3 separate regions of the Homo sapiens genome follow, and regions 2 and 3 are each linked to region 1. A link is a contact called in ENCODE Hi-C data. All regions are on one chromosome and are shown on one strand. The core of a region is the stretch at or near the end of the contact, and the rest is flanking DNA. Distances in the headings are between cores, read along the strand shown.

Region 1 (4,586 bases), core at 1,296-3,795:
ATACCACTCATACATAATACAAATGGGGACTTTTAATGACAGTCAGAAAAACGAGAATGATTCACATTAATTTCGAGCCTTCTATGTGTCCTGCATCACCCAGTAGGTATTTCACATATGCTATATGTTTTTTATTACAAAAATAACACTGCAGAGAGCCCATAACTGTTTTCCAGGAATCCTGAATTTTCTCTTTAGTGATGCTACACATACTTACTTTGGACATCAGCAATCTAACTGCCGGCTTTGCAAACTCATTCTTCAAGAGGCAAGTCATTCTTGGTAACAGCGTCCTCAGGAATGAAGCTCCTGCAGTTGAGGTTCAGTGAACGCTGCGTCAGGGATCTGCGCAGCACGTGTGGAACCCAATGAGAGTCCTTGCTGTGCAGGCACCGGGATGCTCACATAGTAAAAACTCGAGTCCATCGGGAAGCCCAGGAACTGAAAGGCATAAAGAAACCGAGTGCTAGAACACGAAGATGACATTTAGACACAGATGCTTTTCTGCAAGTCACCACACTTTAATTTTAAGAAAGGAGACTAGCGATCTATTGAATAATTCATTCCCTCATGGCACTGGTTCAACACCCCAGGCTCCTCTGCTGAGAAGCCTCCTTATGTAGCTGTACTGGACAAGTGCGGTAGAAAAGACAGAACCCAGTGGGGATGACAGAATTCTTTAATTGTCTGCAAAAGAGGAAATCCAGTTGGTGGAGAGAAAAATTATTTCCACATTGGAAAAAAAAGTAATGACAAAAATAAAAAGGCTTTGTCAAATATAGTTCACTCTTCTCATTACTTGCCTTAGTGTTTCAAAGATAAACGCTTTTTGTTACAACACATCACAGATAACGCAACTTCGCCTGACTGAACCCGGCGTGGGGAGACTGCAGAGATGGCGCTCTGCAGCCAAAACAAAGGGTGGGGGAGGGGAGGGGCAATTACAAAAAAGACACCTTATGAAAAAAAATCCCTACAATTCACAAAGCTTGCTACTGAAATTAATTTCAGGTTTCCACGTCCACGGGGACACGTACAGGATTTAAAATGACGATCACGTGGCATCTCTCAGGGCCAAATGGGGCGCATCAAAGCTTCCCCTCGACGTTTATTAACTCTGCAGTCCGTTCTCTACGTCTGCGAAGAATTGGCAGATAACGATGTGTCTGAGAGAAGAGGCGTTTTCTAAGGAGACACACAAAGGGAGTGGGACCCTCCAACCTCACTCTGTGAGAGGAACACCGCACAGCAGTGTGGGGGCTCGAACACCCCAAGAGCGGCAGAGCGCGGTTCAGAAAACATGACCCTTGAAATGCACACAAAGCCTAACAACGTGTCCTCCGCGGAAGAAAACAGCTTGAAAAGGTCGGCTTTGAAGTGACCCAGCGGAAAGGAATCACCCTGGAAGAAACACGCAGCAGCCCCGGGGCAATGCGCGGGCAGGAGGAGCAGCGAGCGCGGGGAGCGCAGGGCCCTTCGGAGAGGGCGCTCCACCGGCCCTGCGCTCCGTACCTGTGCCGCCACGCCCACCGGTCCCCTGCTGAGCCTAGCACCGCCCATTTAGACCCAGCACCACCCGTCCGGACCGAACCTAGCACCGCCCGTCCGGACCCAGCAGCGCCCATTTGGATACTGCACCGCCCGTCCAGACCCAGAACCGCCCGTCCGGACCCAGTACCACCCATCGGACCCAGCGCCGCCCATTTAGACCCAGCACCGCCAGTCCGAACCGAACCTAGCACCGCCCATGGGACCCATCGCCCGTTCGGACCCAGCACCGCCCGTCCAGATCCAGCACTGCACCCCCATTTGGATCCAGCACCGCCCGTCCAGACCCGGACCCGCCAGTCCGGACCGAACCCAGCACCGCCCATCGGATCCGGCGCCGCCCATTTAGACCTAGCACCACCCATCCGAACCGAACCTAGCACCGCCCATCGGACCCACCGCCCGTCTGGACCCAGCACCGCCCGTCTGGAACCAGCACCGCCCGTCCACAGATCCATCACCACCCATTTGGACCCAGCACCGCCCGTCCCCGCCCGTCCGGACCGAACGCAGCACCGCCCATCGGACCCAGCAGCGCCCATTTAGACCTAGCACCGCCCGTCCGAACCGAACATAGCACCGCCCATCGGACCCATCACCGCCCGTCCAGATCCAGCACCGCCCATTTGGATCCAGCACCGCCCGTCCGGACTCTGCACCGCGCGTCCGGACCCAACACAGCACCACCCATCGGACCCAGCACTGCCCATTTAGATCCAGCAGCGCGCGTCCGAACCGAACCTAGCACCGCTGGTCGGGAAGGAACCCGGTACCGCCGGTTGGGACCCACCACCGCCAGTCCAGACGGAACCCTAGCACCGCGCGGGGCCCGCCCTCCGACACCTCCCTCCCTGGCGGCCGCGGCAGCAGCACCTAGTGGAGCGGCCCGGAGGTGCGGCGGCGCCGCGCGGGGCGGCGGCGCGCACGGCGGGCGGCGGCGCGCACGGCGGCGGGCGGGGCGCGGGCGGGTGCGGGCGGCGGGCGGCGGGCGCCGGGCGCACACCGGCCGGCGGGGCTGAGGCGGCGCGGCGCGGCGCGGACTGAGCCCCAGGCGGAGGCCAAGTCGGAGGACGCGGCGCGGCCGCGGAGGCGGAGGCAGCCGCGGAGGCGGAGGCGGCCGGCGGGGGGTGGCGAGGGGCGCCGGGCCCCCGCGGACCTGTCGTCCTCGGCCCGTCCTCCGGCCCCGGCCCCGCGCGGCTGAGGAGGCGCGGCCAGGACCATGTCGGCGGGCGGCCGTGACGAGGAGCGGCGGAAGCTGGCCGACATCATCCACCACTGGAACGCCAACCGGCTGGACCTGTTCGAGATCAGCCAGCCGACCGAGGTGAGCACCGCCGGGCGCGGGGCCTGCGCGACCCCCGCCCGCTGCGCCGCGCCCCGCCCCTCCCCCCCGCCGCCGCCCGCCAGCCGCGGACCCGCCCTCCTTTCCCCCTCCCCCCTCCGCCCCTTCTCTCCCCTCCCCCTCCCCCAGGCCCACCGCGGGCCCCGGCGTCCCCCGCAGCCCCCGTCCCCCTGCCGCGGTGTATCCCGGGGTCGCGCGGGCCGAGCGGGGGCTGGCGGGGCGCGGCAGTCACCTGTTCCCCTCTCCGGCCGCTCACCTGGTGGCTCACCTGGGCCGCCGCCCCCACCCCCGCGAGCGCGGCGCGGCCCCGGCCTCATCCCCGGCGGCGCGGGGGGCGCGGCGGCGCGCGGGGCCGGCGCCCTCCACCTGCAGCCCGGTTGTGGCTCGCGGCGCCCCTTCGCCGTGGCCGGGATGGAGCCTGTGACGCGCGCTGTGCTTCGGGTTCATAAACTTGCAGGCTGCCAGCTGGGAGGGGAAAGTCAGTATCACAAAGTTCGGGAGGTGCGGGCTGCCTGATGGCACAGGCCCGGAGTCGGACGCCTCCGAGGAAAGGCGCGCCTTCTCCACCTTCGGGGCCGCGAGGAAGGGCCCTCTGCGGCGGCCTCTGCCCGGAGGGAGGCGCCGGCCCCAGGCTGGCTCCCTGAGAGGAGGAGGAAATCACGCTCGCTCCTGGCCTGGTAACAATGGGGGTTGTTTATAGCAAAGCTGCTGAAAGCGTTCCGAGCAGCTTTTAAAAAAATGTTTGAGTCCAAGTCCACTAGGAAGGGCTCCGTGGAGAGGGGAGGGAGGTGAAGGGTCGGGGAGCAACCCTGTAAATCGCTCCGCAAGGGTCGGTTCCGCGCTCTGTTCATTCGGTGGCTGCACAGACTTTACCAGCATAAAAAAATTTCACTCAATATTTGTGCCCGTTTAGGAAATCATTTTAATAGCGTCTATTTTTGATTTGTTGTAATAGGTAATTTATAGTTAATACTTGCTATAAAATACTAGCTCCTAGGCAACAAAACATGTTTGGCAGATTTGAACATTCTTACGAAATGTAATCCTTTTATCATTAAATTCCACTTTATGTTTTTGAGAGAATTTGACTATTGCTTCTCTGATTTCTTGAGTTTTTGCCAGTCATGGGAAGGACTCTATTTCTTCTGTTTTCATCTGTACCTGTGACTGCACTTGACGTGGGTAGCTAGCCATTTGTCTTAATACTGAGTTGAATACTGACACACGCCATTAGGCTCAGGTTGTCAATTTGAGCATAGATGTTATGTTAAGTTACTCCTGATTCATTCATCTTCTGTAATGATTTTATGAGTTAGGTTCTAGTAAGGGAGTTAGTACTATGTACTTAAGTGTTCGTTCATAGACTAGTGTATCTTTAGAAAGGTGACATGATAATTTAGTTTCAGGATTATGTTTTCTTTTAGAATAATGAATTCATTTTTCTTTTTATCACAAGGTAAAAAAAGTTGACCATAAAACATTTTCTTGGTGTGTAGCTTTTTTTTTTTGTTTGAATGGATTTTTTTTTTTTTTGAGAGATTTCTCAAGTCTGGTGGAAAGGAATCTTTTTTCGGTTTAATAAAGAGAATTCAGCTTTTTGGGATTTTGAATTGAGTTAGCATTAAAAAAATCTCAAATCAGAAACATTATAGTTCATTGATTTAATTAAATTCTATTTTAAGCACTCAATTGAAAC
Region 2 (4,586 bases), core at 714-3,213, 2.8 Mb after region 1:
TCTAAAACTGGCCAGATGAAAGAGAAACTTTTAAGGGGCCCTTCTGCGTGCCCGACACTGTGCTAGGCACTCACACTATCCCGACCCGAGAAACCGATCTGCGACCCAGAGGAACTTACCAAGCCTCCAGCATCTTGTGCAGCCCTACTCATGGGACCATCTGGATACCCACCCTTGTCTTTACAGGGAGCAGAACACACCTCTTATGTGTCAGAAAACAAAGTCCAGGAAGTATATTTTTACCTGAGGCAATATCTGAAAATTGTATGCTACAGCCTCCAAAGTGAGTCTTCCTCTCAGTACCTCTCTTCTAGGCACATGGAGCCCTTTCTTCCAAGTATTATGTTTAACCACTTAATGAATGAAGTCCTGAAACTGCTTACCCATGCTCCCTATAATCTCTGAGTAATCTTCCTTTTCCACAACCTCAGGCATAATCTCATCTTCTGTTTCTATTACAATTTCAAATTCTGGAAAAAGGAAGTTGTGGTCTGGAATTATATGGTCCAGATGATCTGAAACAAAAAGGACAGCACTATTAGTAATCATTTAGTTTTGAAGACAGTCTAATAATTTGCTGTCTCTAAAGTACTATATTCCCTATAGTTCTGGCATTTTAGATAAAGGGTCATAAATTAAATGCCTATATGGTGACATTATTCAGTGATTCAGACTTCACAGCCTTTTTTTTTTTTTTACAAAGGTGTTCCAGGCATGAAAAATTTTAAAGTACTATACCTTTCCTAATTTTACCTTTAAAGTTGTCCTGGAAATATCTGGGTTGACAAAGGCGATGAAACTGAACTGAGACTTAAAAAAAAGATTACCCACCTGGTTGTGCACAAGCCTGCTTATGTCCCAATCTCCAGTCTAGGGTCTGATGCTCCTTGCTGCAGTAATATGCTTTGTGGCATCTGGAGCACGTTTTGGGGCCTAAACAGCCACAAACCCTGCAGAGATGAGCACCAGACTTAAGCTGGAGACACACTGATTCTCCTGTTTCTGGGGGAGGATTCTCAGAAGGTGGCTCATATGAGTAAAAATCGTTTTTCCTGGGTAGTTGATTCCTAAAAACTAAAAAAGAATACAGAGAAAAGTTTTATCTTCAAACAAAACAGCAATTCACATATTTTATCCTCTGCACGTAAAACTGAAAATAACAACAACAAAAAAGAAATGAAAGTTTTTGCTTTCAGGAATAAGCTTTTAAAATCCAGAAACTAGATTTCGTCCGGTACACGCAACTGAGTTGCCTCCTAGAGGTGGTTTGAGTTAATCAAATTAATAAGACTGATCGTTAAGAACGACTGCCAAAAATACGAAAAAGCTACTGGGATCCATCTTTCCAAGACAATTTCTATTATCTGAATTAACACCATACCTGGTACCCACTGATTAAAAGCTGGGGGTTACCAATGCGCGTGGGCACAGTTAGAAGCTTATGTAGCAAAAATGAGCACATCCTGGAAGGGCCCGGGAGAAGGTGCTCCTGGGGCAGCGCGGAGAGGGAGCTCTGAGGCTGGGGCGGCAGCGGTGCTTGCCGCCGTCCCCCTGGTCGCTCCCGGAATTAACGCCGCGCACGCGTCGGAGGCATGGCCCCGTCCCGACCCCGTTTGGCGGCTCACCTCGCAGGCCGGCACAGCACGGCTGCTCGCGGCAGCAGAAGAGGAAGATGCAGCGGTGGAAGGCGTCCGGGCGGCCAGGCAGCGGCGCATACACCTGCAGCAGGAAGGAGAGCGGGCGGCCGCACAGCTCGCAGGCCAGGGCCTGGGGCCCCGGCAGCCCGGCCGCGCCCAGCCATGCCGGCCGCCCGCCCACCTTGCTGGGGAACTGCTCGCTGCGCAGTCGCCACGCCGGCGCCGACTCGGCGAAGCCCAGCTCCACAGGCCTGGCCCCGGCGGCAGCCATGCGGGGCGCGGGCTGGCGTGGGGCGCAGCCCACAGCTGGGTCGGAAGGCGGAAATCGGGCGCCGGGCCGGAAGGCAAGAGGCGGGCACCTTTCCGGAGGACAGGAGGCGGAAACGCGTCTGACGGGAGCGGTTGCAGGACCAATGCGAGGGAACGGGGCAGAGGAAACCTCTCGGCATCAGCCCCGCCCCTGGCGCCTCTGCCTCCGAGCCGCTTTCCTGGTGCCTCCGGGTGCTCTGGGATGGTTCTGGTCTTTGGGAGAGTGGCAGCTGGTGACGGCGCTCCGCTCACCTCTGCACATGTCTTGCTGTGGGCCTGCGGGTGGCCGCCAGGGAGGCAGAGCCCTCCCGCAAACCTTCCCTGCTGGTGTCCACCTCAGGGTGTGGGAAACCTGTGCGCTGGCCGAGTGCTAACCAAGAGTAGGCAGTGAAAGACAAATGAAGGTTGAACAGGTAAAGTGAGGACCCTACAGCGGAAACCAAGAATCCTGTGTGCCTGAGAGTAATGAAGAAGCCTCTGCAGAAGAGTCTTTTCTGTCAGTCTTAAGGTCTCTGTTTTAATGTTAGTGCTGGCTTGCTGTACCTGAATTCCAAGGGAGGAGTGTATAATGAGGCATGGCCAACCCCCACTTCCCATCATTGCCTGAACTAGTTTTTCAGGTTAACTTCAGAATGCCCTTGGGCAAGCAGAGGGTCCATCAGTCGGTTGGAGGGTTTAGAATTTTACTGTTGGTTTGCAAAGGTCTGAAAGAAACATGTACCACCTGTTCTCTTTAAGGAGTTCTACTTAGGAGGTTTCATTTACATAACAAGACCGTGGTTGTCAGCCAGGTCTCCACCCGCATAACCTGTTATGCCACAATCCAAACCCCCATTCTGTAACCTCAAGATGGTATATAAGTTTCTGAACCCCATTTGGGGCTTCAGCAAAATCACTCTGGTTCTCCCCCATGTGCATGTTAATAAATTTGTATGCCCTTTCTCCAATTAATGTGCCTTTTGTCAGTTGACTTTTCAGTGAACCTTCAGAGGACAAAAAGGAAGCTTTCCCTTGGCTACTACAGTGGCTTTAATGGAAGTAAAGTCATCAACAACATTTATTTTTGACAAAATCACAGTTTAGTTGGCAGTATATTTGTTTGTTTTTGTTTTATTTGAGATGGAGTCTCGCTCTGTCGCCCAGGCTGGAGAGCAATGGTGCGATCTCGGCTCACTGCAACCTCCGCCTCCCGAGTTCAAGCATTCTCCTGCCTCAGCCTCCCGAGCAGCTGGGTAGCAGTATATTTGTAATGGTACATAAAATAATGTCTGTTTTTAAATAAACATTTACATTGTAAACCAAAAGTTAACTCTCCATCAATTTTTTTTTTTCTTTTTTGAGATGGCATCTTGCTCTGTCACCCAGGCTGGAGGAGTGCAGTGGCATGATCTCGGCTCACTGCAACCTTCGCCTCCCAGGCAAGCGATCCTCTTGCCTCAGCCTCCTGAGCAGCTGGAATTATAGGTGTGTGCCAATACAACCAGCTAATTTTCGTATCTTTGGTAGAGACAGAGTTTCACCATGTTGGCCAGGCTTGTCTCGAATTCCTGACCTCAGTTGATCTGTCCGTCTCAGCTTCCCAAAGTGCTGGGATTACAGGCATGAGCCACCACATCCGGCATCCATCAATTTAGAAAGTTTATTTCACCAAGATTAAGGTTGCACCCGTGACACAGCCTCAGAAGGCCCTGATGACCATGTGCCCTTGGTGGTCAGGGTACAGCTTGCTTTTATACATGTTAGGGAGACATGAGACATCAATCAGTATGTGTAAGATGTACTTTAGTCAGGTAAAGCGGGACTTGAGGTGAGGGCTTCCAGGTCATGAGTAGATAAGAGGCAAAAGATCGCATTTTTTTGAGTCCTTGATCAGCCTTCCACTGAATACACAATTTAGTCTGGCTCAGTGAATTATCATTTTTACGTAAACAATAGGGGAGGGGAAGCAATTAGATATGCATTTGTCTCAGGCGCACCTTAAAGGGATAACTTTGAGTTCTGTCTGTCCTTTATCCACAAGGAATTTCCTTGTGGGCAAATTTTAAGGGAGGTACGTAGCCTCTTATCTTGGCAGCTATCTTATTTAGGAATAGAATGGGAGGCAGGTTTGCCTGACATAGTTTCCAGCTTGACTTTACCCTTTGGTTTAGTGATTTTGTGGTCCTGAGTTTTATTTTCCTTTCACAGAAATTATACCGTAAAAGTAATTGAAGAAAATCACTTCTTTCCCCTTCCCTCAACTAGGCCTTGACCATTTTAAATAAAATCAGGATTTGCTGAAGGTCAACAAATTTAACCAAGTTCAGTTAAAACTTAACTCTGAATCTGTATGTCCCTGGGGTCTTTTCCAGTGAGAGATGTCTAAGCATCATTCCAAGCTTTTCTATACTAACTGGCCTATTTGTATGTTTCTTATTTTAGGATTCCTTTTGTTCATGTGTATTTTTATTAGGCAATCACCCATTTCCTGTAGGTTTCCAGGTTAATATATTTTTCTTATTGGAATTTTAATTTATCCTCTCTAGTTTTCTACATATTTTTTTTTTCTTTGAGACGAGGTCTCATATGTTGCCCCGGTTGGCCTCAAACTCCTGGGCTTAAGCAATCCTCCCACCTTGGCCTCCCAAAGTGCTGGGATTA
Region 3 (4,586 bases), core at 1-2,500, 2.7 Mb after region 1:
GGGGTTTTTACCCTCCGTTGAAAACGTAGGGCGAAAATCGCAGCTGCAAAGGGCCCGCGGCTCTGTGCGGTTCCATCCCCAAGTCTCTGCCAGGAGCCGAATACATGGCTGTAGAGGACAACATCGCACGGCTGCGCCTGCGGATCCGACACTTGCTGTCTCACGGCGAGATGGCTGCCTTGACCGGACGTTACGCCACTTCCGGCTTCTCCTGAAGTTCGCTCCCGGCCTCTCTATCTCACGCTAGTCGTTGCTCCTGGAGGGCTGCACGGCGGCTTGTCCCTTTGGTAGTTGAATCCCGCCCATTCCAAAAAGCGCTGACAGGGATGTAAAGGGTTTTTTTTGTTTGTTTTTTGTTTTTTTCCCCCTCGAAGAAAACATTGGAATTCACCCCAATGGACAAAAATTTAAGTCTGACCATACAAAAAAATTGTCAGAACTATGGCGCAACGGCAACTCGAATAACGGTGGGAACGTTAATTGTCCTGGCTAATAAAAAATGTATATAACATTTCCTATCCTTAAAGAGCTCACAACCTCACTGATAATAAAAAGTACAAAGAAAACAAGCAGTATAACATATGATTACGCCACAATGAACTACAGAAGGGAAAATCAAGGCGTGCTGAAGTCCCACTAAGAAACAACTGCGGAAAGAGCCATGTGACAACAGTGCATGAACTGGGAGTGGCAGAACTGAATATAAATGCATGTGTAAACACAAGCTGTTTGTTTTGCTTAGTGTTCCTTGTCATTCTACACGCTTGAAGATCAGCTAGCGTTCTTGCTGACAGGTAAGGAGGACGCGCTTACTGAGTGCCAAGCACTGCTCAGGCACTGATTCTGTCAATCTCTGTCAATCTCCCGACAGCCCAAGGGTAAGCACTGTTATCATTATTCAATTTTACAGAAAAAAAATGCGGGGGAGAGGTCAGGTAACTTGTCGAAGGTAACGCCGCTAGTTGCTTTAAACAACAACAACAACAACAACAAAACACACTCACACATATACACACACACGCCATTTAAAAATCGATCTTTCCTACGTCCAGCAAGGGCCAATTAGAGATGGCTGTGGCACGGCGGCCCCGCCCCGGAACTCCTCAAGAGCTTCGCCCCTCCTTACCTATGGAAACACAGGAAGTGACCTATGCTCACACTTCTCATGGCCTCGGCCCTAGTGGGAGCAACTCGCTGAAGCCGAGGGCAGAACTGGCGGAAGTGACATTATCAACGCGCGCCAGGGGTTCAGTGAGGTCGGGCAGGTTCGCTGTGGCGGGCGCCTGGGCCGCCGGCTGTTTAACTTCGCTTCCGCTGGCCCATAGTGATCTTTGCAGTGACCCAGGTAACAGATTGTACTCTTTTCTGACGGTTCGGGCGAAGGCCACCACTGCACTGAGGCCTGGGGGCAATGGTGGGGAAGAGACTAGGAATTGGCGCGCGTGCAGGCCCCTCGGGGGACGTTCCTCCCTTTCGTGCTGCCGCCGTTCCGGCCTGTAACGGCCACTCGGCCGCCACTCCCGCCTGGTGCCCTACTCTGCTGTGTTTCGCAGGCAGCTTCCCATCGTACGATTGTGGGGCTCAGGGTACTACTGGCTGGCTGGGCGGCGGCAGGCGGGACAGGACAGTCCCTTGCATCGAAGACCCTAAGTTTACCCTGCCCTGTCCTGCCATCCGCTTCTTCTCCATGTTAGAAGCAGATTCACCCAGATCTGTGCCCGCCTGTTTTGCTGCCAACATTGAGACTTAAATATTTTGTCAGAAGCCTGAGACAGCGGGCACGGTAGCGCTTAAGATATAATACACACCACTTTATTTGCAGGGTCTCCCGTCTCTCGGTTCAGGCCATCATGGTTTTCCAAATCTCTAGGTAGACTTTTCTGTGAAAAGACTGTGCTTCATTTAGTTATACAGACACTAGAAGGCTATGCAGAATTAATTTGATTGCCTCCAAAAAATATCGGATTTGATGTTTCAATTTCCAGGAGATGAAGATACCCAGCAAACAACTCTTTTCTGAGGATAAATTAGTGCAGTAATCACTGTGCGGTTTCTTCTGTAGACTTACTTGCAAAAAGTGGCCTGAAGCCACCGAAGGTCCTGGATAAATCTCTAATCATACTTATAATGGCTTTAAATCCTGCCGTCATTATCTCTTGCCTCAACCTTAGATTCCTGAAACGAAACTTCCGTCCTCCAGTTTTACTCCTCTCAAATTCATCTAGTCTTGCCAAATTAGATCTGTTCATACTGCACTTCCGAAATTCCATAACTGTTATTATTGCCTATGCAATAACATTGAAAACTCCTGATAGTATGAGCCCACCAATATGTGCTGTCTCATCTGCTGCAGTGACCTTCTATACAGTCATACTAAGCTTGTTGCCTGCATACTGCATGCTTTTTCAATCTGTCTCTTTCTGCTTGATTTCTCTTTTGTCTGAAGCCCTGATGTGTAAATTCCTACTCACCTTGTGAGACCCAAGTTAGATGGTCCCTGCTTTGTGAAAACACTGCGCTCTCTTCACAGTGATTGGCTGTTAGTCTATATTGTCTTCTCTTCCAGGGGTGTATATGGGCTCATTCATGATCACATACTGTATTCCAGGCATAGTGCTAGATGCAGAGATCACAAAGACATGTAGGCTGGTTTCTGCATTCAAGGAACTTAGCTTAGACCATACCTGCTGTTATAATACTATGTTTTACAGTAGTTATTTGCATACCCTTCATATTGAACACTTTGATGCCAAGGACTATATCCTCCTATCTTTATATCCTCATCTGCAGGACTTCTGTTATTGTTATTATAGGATAACTGTCAAAAAAAAAGTATATTTTAAAAAATATCTCTGATATATTTATTTCCAGAAGCAGAGCTTGCTTTCTTTTTTGGTCTGTTTTTCAGTGATGAGTATGTAGGATAGATAGTCTTTGGGGGCCTTTGCCCTTTCAAAGTGATCGTCAGAGTCTTTCATACATTCAGCAAATATCTGAGTGTCTGTTCTGTACCAGCACATGCTTGAAGTGCATATGCCTGAAGGATCTTTGGACATATAATTTGTAACTTTGAGACCTCTAAGTTCTATGTGAGAATATGTTGTTATAAACTCATTTCAGATGTGTAGTGAGTAAAGCGATGATGATTTAAGAAAAGTCAGATAACAGGCACAGTTTGCATTAATGTGTTCTAAAGAGGTAAGGTTATTACATTTATAAAAATTCAGGGCTTTATCTTTGTGCGGCTTTTTTTTTTTTAACAGTTTCATTACAGTAGGAGCTTGATAAATGATCACTCTGAAGTATATTGGATTGAATTTGATATTTACTTAATTTTTTGCCCAAGACATTGTAGAGGATGTAAAATTGGAATATTTAAAGATCTAAACTTTGCCTAACAGTGCTGTGTATACAGTGCTTAGTGAATATTCTGCTCTGATATTACATTTTGCTTAGGAATTATTTTTCTCTAGGTGTTTTTCCTCAAAAGTTTTTAATGCTGGTTATGACAGCTCGATTTTGAGCATTTTCCGATTATTTAAACATGTAACAAAATGATTTTTGTTTTGTTGGCGATTTTACATGCAATCGCCGGAAACATGGAAGGAATAAAACTTTAGGATTATAAGGTAAAAACAAATGTATTCCAAAATAGCTTCATTGGTTTTCATGTTTGTGTTTTGTATAGCCATAGAACTGGCTTATAGGACTGTACAGGTTACCTGGATCCTTAAATTAAACTTTAGACTTTTTTCCAAAGCAGCATCACTGTTTCTTGGCGTGTGAAGATAACCCAAGGAATTGAGGAAGTTGCTGAGAAGAGTGTGCTGGAGATGCTCTAGGAAAAAATTGAATAGTGAGACGAGTTCCAGCGCAAGGGTTTCTGGTTTGCCAAGAAGAAAGTGAACATCATGGATCAGAACAACAGCCTGCCACCTTACGCTCAGGGCTTGGCCTCCCCTCAGGTAATATAGCAGGAGGGAGAGAATAGGGAGGGCGGAAATCTGAACTGCAAGAGATGGTATCAAAAGGCAAGGAAGGGCATTTAATGATCTGTTTTTGAAAATGGTTTAATATGTTTTTTAAGCCTTATTTTGTTGAGAAGTTCTATTAGGCTTTGAATAGGCACAATGGTGTTTATTTGGGAAGTCTGGAAGCTAAGTTATATATTTATGAAACACCTAATCTTTTGATAAACACTTATGAGAATGTTCCAAATGACTATATAGGGTCTTTGATTTTGAAAATCACCCTCACCAAATTATTTTCTAGTTTTATTTTTCCCCTTTTACATTTCAAGCTCTCAACCACCCATCTACTTTAAAAATTTTTCAGCCTGGGTGCAGTGGCTCACGCCTGTAATCCCAGCACTTTGGGAGGCCAAGGTGGGCGGATCACCTGAGGTCAGGAGTTCGAGACCAGCCTGGCCAACGTGGTGAAACCTCATCTCTACAAAATATACAAAAATTAGCCAGGTGTTGTGGCGGGTGCCTGTAATCCCAGCTACTCGGGAGGCTGAGGCAAGGAGAATTGCTTGAACCCGGGAGGTGGAGGTTGCAGTGAGCAGAGGTCGTGCCACTGCACTC

The links. A loop is a pair of places that touch in the nucleus more often than their neighbours do. Pooled maps may share reads with other maps.
Region 2: a loop to region 1 is called in a map with no recorded cell type, with 10 times the contacts of the local background. The contact joins the promoter of PDCD2 here to the promoter of AFDN in region 1. A Hi-C loop is called at or near these places in 3 of 37 single-sample maps with no recorded cell type and 5 of 50 pooled maps.
Region 3: a loop to region 1 is called in a pooled map, with 7 times the contacts of the local background. The contact joins the promoter of TBP here to the promoter of AFDN in region 1. A Hi-C loop is called at or near these places in 2 of 37 single-sample maps with no recorded cell type and 5 of 50 pooled maps.

The regions. Positions count from the first base shown.
Region 1 is chr6:167,824,366-167,828,951 of GRCh38, forward strand. AFDN (afadin, adherens junction formation factor) reads left to right here and starts at 2,546. Exons shown (of 34, transcript NM_001386888.1): 1 at 2,546-2,872. The coding sequence starts at 2,768. It overlaps AFDN-DT (AFDN divergent transcript), which reads right to left and starts at 2,431. Exons shown (of 2, transcript NR_027906.1): 1 at 1,038-2,431; 2 at 1-441. RefSeq lists silencers at 1,515-1,584, 2,499-2,698 and enhancers at 2,169-2,238, 2,269-2,348.
Region 2 is chr6:170,582,674-170,587,259 of GRCh38, forward strand. It overlaps PDCD2 (programmed cell death 2), which reads right to left and starts at 1,964. Exons shown (of 6, transcript NM_002598.4): 1 at 1,626-1,964; 2 at 832-1,074; 3 at 384-515. The coding sequence starts at 1,908. RefSeq lists a silencer at 1,694-1,933.
Region 3 is chr6:170,553,119-170,557,704 of GRCh38, forward strand. TBP (TATA-box binding protein) reads left to right here and starts at 1,251. Exons shown (of 8, transcript NM_003194.5): 1 at 1,251-1,345; 2 at 3,764-3,965. The coding sequence starts at 3,912. PSMB1 (proteasome 20S subunit beta 1) reads right to left here and starts at 189. Exons shown (of 6, transcript NM_002793.4): 1 at 12-189. The coding sequence starts at 124. RefSeq lists enhancers at 1-321, 1,132-1,521.